2 separate regions of the Homo sapiens genome follow, and region 1 is linked to region 2. Evidence: chromatin contacts called from ENCODE Hi-C or POLR2A ChIA-PET data. All regions are on one chromosome and are shown on one strand. The core of a region is the stretch at or near the end of the contact, and the rest is flanking DNA. Distances in the headings are between cores, read along the strand shown.

Evidence for each region. A loop is a pair of places that touch in the nucleus more often than their neighbours do. ChIA-PET counts read pairs that join two places held with the same protein, here RNA polymerase II (POLR2A). Pooled maps may share reads with other maps.
Region 1: a loop to region 2 is called in a pooled map, with 2.9 times the contacts of the local background. The contact joins the enhancer-like site here to the promoter of ZNF831 in region 2. A Hi-C loop is called at or near these places in 1 of 50 pooled maps. POLR2A ChIA-PET finds 5 or more read pairs at or near these places in 2 of 52 experiments (CD4-positive, alpha-beta T cell and activated CD4-positive, alpha-beta T cell).

The regions. Positions count from the first base shown.
Region 1 is chr20:58,943,171-58,948,710 of GRCh38, reverse strand. LOC107985382 (a long non-coding RNA gene) reads left to right here. Exons shown (of 4, transcript XR_001754727.2): 3 at 1-51; 4 at 3,554-3,765. It also overlaps the pseudogene LOC112268264. Among named protein-coding and RNA genes, the nearest start is that of NELFCD, 35 kb to the left of the region's middle. Within about 2 kb of position 4,035, at least 2 of the 41 ENCODE cell types and tissues checked have a DNase peak (open chromatin) inside an H3K27ac peak, as active enhancers do.
Region 2 is chr20:59,161,395-59,166,759 of GRCh38, reverse strand. ZNF831 (zinc finger protein 831) reads right to left here and starts at 2,939. Exons shown (of 6, transcript NM_178457.3): 1 at 2,553-2,939.

The sequences.
Region 1 (5,540 bases), core at 2,786-5,285, 220 kb after region 2:
TCTTCAAGGCTCTCCTCTCTTTTGCAAAACTTCTTGAACCCCCACTGCACGGTATGTTCATTAGCAGTTCCTGGGCCATTGATGTTGCGAGTTGTCTCCACTGCTTTACAATCCATTTTGAACTCGAATAAGAATATTGCTCAAATTTGCTTTTTGTCTAACATCATTTCCATAGTCTAAAATAAAGAAAAAAATAAACAGCAAGTAATAAGTCATTAGCAAAAATAAATAAGTACAGAGAGAAATGCTCATTAAGATGATGTATGACATAACCACATTTAAGAATGTATTGCAGTCCTGTAATGGCTGCTTCCTGGAAGGTAGTGTCACGTGGAACCTCTTAATCTCAGCATCCGGAGCTCCAGGAAGGGAAAATTTCAAGTCAGATAGAATTCTATATACACCATTTCTTTGGAACCTTCAGCCCTCAAGATTCCAACATCATGACCTCAGTTTCAACACAGTTGTCCTTAGTCCTCATGTCACTGCTTTTGGTGCTGCCTGTTGTGGAAGCAGTAGAAGCCGGTGATGCAGTCGCCCTCTTGTTAGGTGTGGTTCTCAGCATTACAGGCATTTGTGCTGCTCGGGAGTATATGCACGAAAAAGAAATGGACAGATGTGAGTGTGAAAGGCCTACTGAGTCAAACCTCACCCTGAAAACCTTTGTGCTATAGAGGCTAAACCTGAGCTTTGGGGTCTGAAAGTTTCCAAGAATCAGTAAATAAGGGAGTTTTACATTTTTCGTTGTTTCCATGAAATGGGAACAGACATACATATATGAATTGAAAAAAATATGTTTTCTTTACAACAAATAATGCACAGAAAAATGCAGCCTATCATTTGTATTTGCTAGTTAGAAAGGAGGTCAAAGAAGTAAGATAGCTGAAATTTACATAAGTAATATTTCATAGTTTTAGAATTCTCAAAGAATGTGAAATAGGAAGAAGGAAGTTCTTGCCCAGAATCTTAGGAAATCACCAATGTTCGGTTATAATCACTGCCTCCCGAATCGTTGGGGAGTTTTCTCCATCTTTTTATTAGATTTTTGTTTTGTTGTCTCCCAAGTTAATATTGTATTTAGATATAAGAGAGTCAGCCAAAAAGGGAAACTTTTTTCTCTGGAGAAAAAACATTTCGAAAAATGTATTCAGTGTATCTAATACTGAAATGCAGAAAAAAATTAATGTTAAAAAAAACTATAGACGTTGACATGGAAAAGAGATTTAATGTTAAGAAAAAAACTTTACATTAACTTAGCAACACCCTCCTGATAAGTACTATATTAAATATAAACCCATTATGTTGTTAAAAGAAGAAGGTATTCCAATATCCAACGGCAAATTTCAACAATGCAAAAACTGCAATTACTTTTGTACCAACCGTATATTATATGGATATATAATATATATGTATCTTCAAGATAACTGTTCCTCTTTTTTTCCTAGTCTATCAACGTGTTGCTTTTAATGTAATAGACCAATTAGCTGTTACGTGCAATGTTCCATTTCACTGGGAACAATGTATGTTCCAAAAGGAGAGAGGAATCTGAGAAGAACTGTAAAGGAGTAAAAGGAAACATCATCTGGTATTTTCTCTTTCATGATGGAGAAAAATGCGTTTGCACAATCAAAAGTGTATATACCAGGGCCAGGCACGGTGGCTCATGACTGTAATCCCAGCATTTTGGGAGGCCAAAGTGGGAGGATCACTTGAGGCCAGGAGTTCAAGACCAGCCTGGCCAACATGGCAGAACCCCATCTTTACTAAAAATACAAAAATTAGCTGGGTGTGGTGGCACATGCCTGTAGTCCCATCTACTCAGGAGGCTGAGGATCGCTTGAACCCAGGAGGCAGAGGTTGCAGTGAGCCAGGATCACGCAACTACATTCCAGTCTGGGCAACAGGGAAAGACTCTGTCTCAAAAAAAAAAAAAAAGTGCATACCAGGCTAAGTGCAGTGGTTCATGCTTGTAATCCCAGCACTTTGGGAGGCCAAGGCAGGCGGATCACTGGAGGTTAGGAGTTCGAGACCAGCCTGGCCAACATGGTGAAACCCTGTCTCACTAAAAATACAAAAACTAGCCGGGCATGGTGGTGCACGCCTGTAATTCCAGCTACTCGGGAGGCTGGGACAGGAGAATCGCTTGAACCTGGGAGGCGGAGGTTGCAGTGAGCTGGGGTCACTCAACTGCACTCCAGCCTGGGTGACAGAGAGAGACTCCGTCTCAAAAAAAAAAAAAGTGCATAACAGTTTCCAGGCATTGTATTGATTTTTCCTAGTGAGAGGAAAATGGGAGTTGGGTTGGGATCGACACTTGGAAAACCACCTGATTAAGCTAAGGCTAATTCAACTGGCACCCTGTGCAGCAGCTGAATTGCAGATTCAGTGGGGATGTCACAGGGGTCACCAAGCACACCCTTTCCAAGTGTTTGATGTTTGGGACTATCTACAATATACTACAACCACTGAAATGTGTACTTAAAACATTTTTTAGAGGTAACAATGCTTTTGGTTGCTATTTTGGAGGAAAGAGGAAGTTCCAGTGTCTCGTTTTTGGCCCTGCCCACCATGGTGGCATTTACTCCAGGCCTTAACAAGCCAATAGGTGATGATGCCTGATTCTGAGGAGATCCATCTATCTATCTACATCTGGACAGAAAAGACCCTCGGGGTGGGCTTGCTATTGGTGGACTCGATCCCCACTCCATCTCTGGATCCACATAGACCTCACTCCAAAGGGCAGACCATGGTGATGTCGAGGTTCCTAGGATCCCAATAATTCGCATTACTTAGATTTGATCCAGTATCCAGTAGACCAAAGGTTTTGGTATGTTCTTTCTCCCAGGGCACATTTCTCTTTGGGGAAATGTGAGGAAGAAGCCTTCCAGGTTGCCTTGGTGATTATGTGGGTCTCAAGGCTACCTAGACCATGTTACTTATGGTCTCCGGTCTCTAGACGAGAGACTCTGGATCAATGAAGTGACCCAGCGTACAGAATTAGATACCAGTTCTTGACTTCCTTATGTCTTGATTTTCATTAGACCTGGACTTATTTTATTCTTTTTTTTTTTTTTTTTTTTTTGAGACAGAGTCTCACTCTGTCACTCAGGTTGGAGTGCAGTGGCACGATCTCAGCTCACTGCAACCTCTGCCTCCCAAGTTCAAGCGATTCTTCTGCCTCAGCCTCCTGAGTAACTGGGACTACAGGCTCCTGCCACCACGCCCGGCTACTTTTTGTATTTTTAGTAGAGACAGGGCTTTACCATGTTGGCCAGGCTGGTCTCGAACTCCTGACCTCAGGTGATCCGCCCGCCTCGGCCACCCAAAGTGCTGGGATTACAGGTGTGAGCCACCGAGCCCCGTCTATTTTATTCTATTTTTATTTTATGGTTGCATACAAAAGGATGGAGCACCTGTCACTATAATTCCTGGGAACCCTCTAATTAACCACAACTAAAGATCTCTGGGCCTTGCACCAACCATGTTGTGAACCTAATAAGCACACCTGCCTTGTTGCCTATTATGATTACCCGGCCTCCTTGGCTTCTGGCAGGTAACTGTGGCCACGTGGACCAAGCCAACGCCGGCTCCTCTCATTCCCATTGAGATCAGCAAGGCAACTCCAGCCTGTACCACCAATATCCCCAGGCCAGGAGAACAGCCAGTGAAAGCCCATTTGAAAGACTGCCATATTCCTCACCAATCCGTTTCTCAAGGCCAAGGTGAGTGGAGAGCCTTCCAGCCCTCACGGGAGCCACATGGAGGCGGGAGGAGCTGGTAAGGGGGAAACCCACTGCAGTTCCAGTGCGGCATTCCTGTCTCCTGAAGTCTTTGAATTCTTTCTCTGTCTTATGCCAAAGTGTCTCTGGCTTTGCCATGTCATTTTGCACAGAGCAGCATTCAGAACATTAGCCAAAGCAGCAAACTGCTAAAGCAGCTGCCCACACCCCCTGAAAGAATGCACCTAAATCAATAACTTCATTCCAGGTGAGAAATAAACGCCACCCTCTATGCCTGGGGACCTTAAGTCCCTTCTCATGATGACTATACATATCTTTTGTTTGCTTTGTTTTTGTTTTTATTTACAGTATGACTATACATATTGGTGCAGCCATGCTCTTCCTTCAAGAAGCAATTCTTCATTCTCCTTCCATAATAATGCATTTCACTCCCAGGCCTGGTTGAGTTTCAATTCTGGTTACCAGCCAGGTAAAAATGTGTAGTAGCAGGGCATGAGAGCGTGGTTATTTTCCCTCAAAGGGCGAGGACTCTTCCTAAGGGAGGAGAGGCACAGTGGAGTGTTGTAGAGTGGTAGGACCGGGGGAGTCTCGGAATATTTCTGGATATTTTTATTCCAGTTCCATCTTGTCGGGCTTTCTTTCTTTCTCAACCATTGCCCTCACTTTTGGTTAAAAGTACTGTAGGCCAGGCATGGTGGCCCATGCCTGTAATCCCAGCACTTTGGGAGGCCGAGGCGGTTGGATCATGAGGCCAGGAGTTCGAGACCAGCCTGACCAAGATGGTGAAACCCCGTCTCTACTAAAAATACAAAAATTAGCCAGGCCTGGTGGCGGGCACCTGTAATCCCAACTACTCGGGAGGCTGAGACAGGAGAATCACGTGAACCCAGGCAGCAGAGGTTGCAGTGAGCTGAGATTGCGCCACTGCACTCCAGCCTGGGTGACAGAGCGAGACTCCGTCTCAGAAAAAAAAAAAAAAAAGAAAAAAGTACTGTAGACTGTGAATTCAACTGTGTTAATATACAAGCTGCAGGTTCAGTCTCGGATGGGTTCAGTTTTCAGCCTACTTATAACCAGTTACAGAGTTTTTAAAAACTTAGTTGTAGAAAGACTTGAATATCCCCTTTTTTTTTTCTTTTTCTTTCCCTTTTTTTTTTTTGGATACACAGTTTCACTCTGTTGCCCAGGCTAAAGTGCAGTGGCGCAATCTCAGGCAACCTCTGCCTCCCAGGTTCAAGTGATTGTCCAGCCTCAGCCTCCCGAGTAGCTGGGATTACAGGCACCTGCCACCACACCTGGCTAAATTTTGTATTTTTAGTAGAGACGGGGTTTCACCATGTTGGCCAGGCTGGTCTCAAACTCCTGACCTCAAGTGATCCACCTACATTGGCCTCCCAAAGTGCTGGGATTATAGACGTGAGCCACCTTGCCCAGCCAATATTCCCTTTTTTGAGGCAAGCATTTTTAGATTTGGGTTACTATCATTTTTAATTTGGCCAGTGCTCACAGAAGCCACCACTGTATTTCATATTGCATGTCTCGTCCCCTTTTAATTGGCCTCTAGATGATGATAAGGGAAAAAGGCAAGGCATATGTATAATATGCTACTAATTTTATTGAGAAGTAATTCACATATTATAGAATACATTTTTTAAGTACACAATTCAGTGCTTGTAGTATATGCACAAGGTTGTACAACCATCACCATTATCCAGTTCCAGAACATTCTTATCACTCCAAAAAAAAAAAAAATCCTGTTCTCATTAGCTGTCACTTCCCATTTTTTCTTCCTCCAGCAAT
Region 2 (5,365 bases), core at 1,690-4,189:
CGTTGACACATGAAACATTTGGATGAATCTCTAGAGAATTATGCTGAATGAAAAAAGTCAGTCCCCAAAGGCTACACACCACACTGAATGATTCCATTCATATAACATTCTTGAAATGACAAATTATAAAACTGGAGGACAGACTAGTGATTGCTTGGGGTTAAGGGGTTGGGGGGGAGAGAGAGAGGAGGAGAGCAGGAGGGATTTGGGGTGTCCACGACGCATCCTTGCGGTGACAGAAATGTTCTGTATCTTGACTATATCACTGTCAATATTTTGATTGTGATTTGCAAGATGTTGCTATTGGAGGAAACTGGGTAAAAAACACATGGGATCTCTCTGTATTTTTTTCTTACAACTGCAGGTGAATCTGCAATGTTCTCAAAACAAAGAGGCTAATTTATGAAAGTAATAAATACGTAAATAGAATCAAAACAGGAACAACCTTCCCAGTGTGTGAGTCAATGTTATTTACTGCAGCATCCATAGTGTATCTAGAACCGACCCTAGCCACGAGTACCACAGCCTACCCTTGGAGAAACACCGACTCTGCACAGACCATTTTCCTTTCATTTTCTTTATATCAACTCACTTTTTCTTATGTACCCTTATATATTCAAAGGAAAATTGACATCACTACCATTTACCATATCTGGAAAAGCTCCAACATTGCTATGAATACAAAGTGATCATAAAGAAACTACAAGGGGCTGGGTGTGGTAGCTCACGCCTGTAATCTCAGCACTTTGGGAGGCCGAGGCAGATAGATCACCTGAGGTCAAGCGTTAGAGACCAGCCTAGCCAAAATGGCGAAACCCCTTCTCTACTAAAAATACAAAAAAATTAGCCAGTTGTGGTGGTGAGCACCTATAATCCCAGCTACTCAGGAGGCTGAGGCAGAAGAATCGCTTTAACCCAGAAGGTAGAGGTTGTAGTGAGCTGATCATGCCACTGCACTCCAACCTGGGTGACAGAGCGAGATTACAGCTCCAAAAAAGAAAAAAAGAAGAAAAAAAAAGGAACTACAAGGAAAGCAATGAAAACATACAAAGATCTCTCACTTGGTAACAAGCCAGTACTGAGAACAAGCTTCCTACCTATGCCCCAAAGTCACTCTGCAGAAATCCCTGAGTGTGACCTTCCAGCATAACTCAGCCTTCCCTGCCATGCCACACCCAGACAGGCAGCATGGTGGGTAAAGTTCCCAGACCCTGGAGATAAGACCTGTCTTTGAACCTTTGCTCTGCTACCTATAAACCCTGTAACCTGGAATAAGTCACTTAAACTCTCCATGCTGTGTTTTCCTTATCTGAAAAGTGGGGCTCATGTTCATTTGTTCAAAGGATTGGATAAAACCATAGATGTGATTTGTCCAGACGTGGTAGACTCTCCCTGTGTCTGTTCCTGCCCCACTCCCCTAACCAAACAGCCTACCCTACCTCCCTTTTACAGTCTTGGTTCTCTGCTTACATGATGTTCATGGTCTCTACCAGGAGAAAAGTCTCTCTAGCTGGTAACTCCACGGCGCCTGATAGTGAGCCCATTTCCCCTAGGCAGGTGCTTTTGGGTAACCCTGCTCACATGGCACTCCTCCTTCAGGACCAACCCTCCCCAGCTTCCCAGCGGAAGCACAGCTAAGGAAGCAAATCTCACAGACCCCAACATTGCCACAGAACCTAAGTGTTCTCTCTGATTAATATTAGCCTATGGTCCTAAATACTTGCTCTTAGCTGGGGCAATAAAGCGAGGGTGGTTAAAAGGCATATTATTTTAAACTGGCCCTGACGTTGATTCTGTTTTTCCCAGTCAGCTAATGTTACCATTTTTCTAAGTTGCATCCTGTCCCTCGTTGCATTTTGGTAGATAACATCTCTGGTTTCATTCTTACAGAAAGATTTGCTACGGGAAAGGAGAAACACGTTACCTCTCAGAGCATGGCTTCCATGGCTGATCTGAGATAGCCTCCAGCTCTTTGCTATTTTGGATACTGGGAAGTCAGATATGTGTATAAATACATGGACTATTGGCCCTTGTAAATCTCATTGAAAAATGCTACCCTTGGGTGGCTGATCAGTAGAATTGCTATAAATAGTAGCTCTATCAAATACCTTGATATTTCAATTATATTATATACAAATAAAAAACTTGGCCTAATAAAACATACATATATATGTGTATATATATACCACACATACTTGGGCTAATATGTTCTAACCAATTCACACTTTCAGTTTAATTAGGTTCATCACTGGGAAAAAAAACAGTTTATAAAGCAATAAATTTTCTTATAAATGTTTTTCTGTTTAGTAGAACATGGATTGTGGACCTGGTTTCTGACAGCCATTTTGAATTGTAGTAAATATTTTGACAAAAGCAACAGCAGTATTAAGCACATGAGAGAATTACTTGAACTGGGTCACACACAGTTTTACGTAGCATTTTCCCTTTAACTGCGTGCTTGAAGATAAATATATCATTAAGAACATAGAGTAAAAGAGTTTTTTTTTAACTGACATTTTATATATGCTTATGTCATGGAGCATGTTACATACCTTTATAAACAGTGGAGTGTTTTCAGCCAATGATGCTCTGATTCAAACACAATGATCTGGTTGCCCAGAGAAGACACCCACAGGTCCAGAAAGGACCACTGGGCTGGCCCCACAGAGAAGAGATGAGCTCAAGAGCCCGTGCTCTCACTCTCTGTAGGGAGCTCGCTACTCTTTGCTGAGAGGGCATTTTAGTGTTCTCTCCCAGTTCCTACTCTGCAGGCAGCATCTCAGAGAACGGAGAGATGCTCCCTGAGCCTTAGAAAATAAAATAAAATAAAAGAGGGCAGCCTCCTGTGGCTTGGCCTTTATGTCAAGTCCACGTTTAACTGAGAAAAGCACCATTTCAAGCAACCTGGAAGAGACTCAAGCAGAGATAAAACTTGGTATGGCCCAGAAATAGGAAGTAAATTATTTCCTATACATTACCTAACGTCACGGTAGCAACCCTTAGAAAACAGGAAGAGATAGAAGCAGACACGAAAAAAAAAAAAAAAGAGCCACCGCTCAGCTCTTTAGTAATTGTTACTATTGACCTAACAACCTATAAAGAGCTTGCTGCCCAGAAATGTAGGTGTGCAAAAAAACATTGCATTAGAGATGAGGTTGTTCTGTGCAGGCAAGTTTAAGAATTAGAGCCTAGGTGGTCGTTTTCCTGGAGATGTGGATGGAACAAGTGTTTGCAGAACCTCCACATGTAACCCCAGAGGTTCCTGAGGGCCCAGAATGAGCATTTCCACTGCAATTGACTATGGTGGGAGGTCCCAGTGAAAGATTTCTGCGATGCTGTCTTTATGTAAAATGGTGATATTTTGTTCAACATGGATTTGTTTGAATTAGGTTTTATTTTTAAGATATGGCACTGATCACTCTATTCAACATAGTACTGAAAATCCTAGCCAGAGCAATCAGGCAAGAGAAAGAAATAAAAGGCATCCAAATAGGAAAAGAGGAAGTCAAGTTATCTCTCTTCACTGATGATATGATTCTATATCTAGAAAACCCTAAAGTTGCCACCAAAAGACTCCTAGACCCAATGAATGACTTCAGTAGTTTAAGGATACAAAAATCAATGTACAAAAATCAGTAGCATTTCTATACACCAGTAATGTTCAAGCCGAGAGCCAAATCAAGAACACAATCCCATTTACAATAGCAACACACACACACACACACACACACACACACACACACACCTAGGAATACATCTAACCAAGGAGGTGAAAGATCTCTACAAGGAGAACTACAAAATACTACTGAAAGAAAACAAACAAATGATAAAACACTCCATGCTCATGGATTATAAGACTCAATATCATTAAAATGTCCATACTGCTCAAAGCAATTCAACACTATTCCTATCAAATTACCAATGTCATTTTTCACAGAATTAGAAAAAAACTATTCCAGAATTCATATGGAACCAAAAAGGAGCCCGAATAGCCAAAGCAATCCTAAGCAAAAATAACAAAGCCAGAGGCATCACATTATCTGACTTCAAACTATACTACAAGGCCACAATAACCAACACAGCATGGTATTGGTATAAAAATAGACACACAGACCAATGGAACAGAATAGAGAACCCAGAAATAAAGCTGCACACCTAAAACCAACTGATTTTCAACAAAGTCAACAAAAATAAACAGTGAAAGAAAGGACCCCCTATTCAATAAATGGTGCTGGGGAAACTAGCTAACCATATGCAGAAGAATGTTGAATAGAGTGATTAGTGCCACTCTAATTCCAGAATGAAACTGGACTCTTACCTCTCAATATATACAAAAATTAACCCAAAATGAATTAAATACTTAAATGTAAGACTTCAAACTATAAAAATCCTACAAGAAAACCAAGGAAATACTCTTCTGAATGTCAGCCTAGACAAAGAATTTAAGACTAAGTCCTCAAAAGCAAATGCAACAAAAATAAATATTGACAACTGGTACCTAATTAAACCAAAGTGTTTCTATGTAGCAAAAGAAATAATCAACAATGTAAACAGACAACCTATGGAATGGGAGAAACGATTTGCAAACTATGCAGCCAACAGAGGTCTAATATTCAGAATCTATAAGGAACTTAAACAAACAACAACAAAACCATTAAAAAGTGAGCAAAGGTCATGAAGAGACACTTCTCAAAAGAAGACATGCAAGCAGCCAACAAGCATATTTTAAAAATGCTCATCATCTCTGATTATCAGAGAAATGCAAATCAAAACCACAATGAGATACCATCTCACAGCAGTCAGAATGGCTATGACTAAAAAGTCAAAAAATAACAGATGTTGGTGAGGTTGCAGAAAAAAAAGGGAACACTCACACATTGTTGGTGGGAATGTAAATTAGTTCAACCCCTGTGGAAAACAGTTTGGATATTTCTTAAAGGACTAAAAGTAGAACTACCATTCGACCCAGCAATCTCATTACTGGGTATCTACCCAAAGGAAGATAAATCATTCTACCAAAAAGACACCTGCACTCGTATGTTTATCACAGCACTATTCACAAATAGCAAAGGCATGGAATCAACCTGGGTGCCTGTCAACGGTAGACTGGATGAAGAAAAAGTGGCATATATACACCACGGAATATACAAAGCCATAAAAATAATAAAATCATGTATCCATGCAGCAACATGTAATCCCATGCCTGTAATCCCAGCACTTTGGGAGGCCAAGGCAGGCGGATCACTTGAGGCCAGGAGTTTGAGACTAGCCTGGCCAACATGGTGAAACCCCATTTCTACTAAAAATACAAAAAATTAGCCGGGTGTGGTGGTGCACACCTGTAGTCCCAGGTACTCAGGAGGCT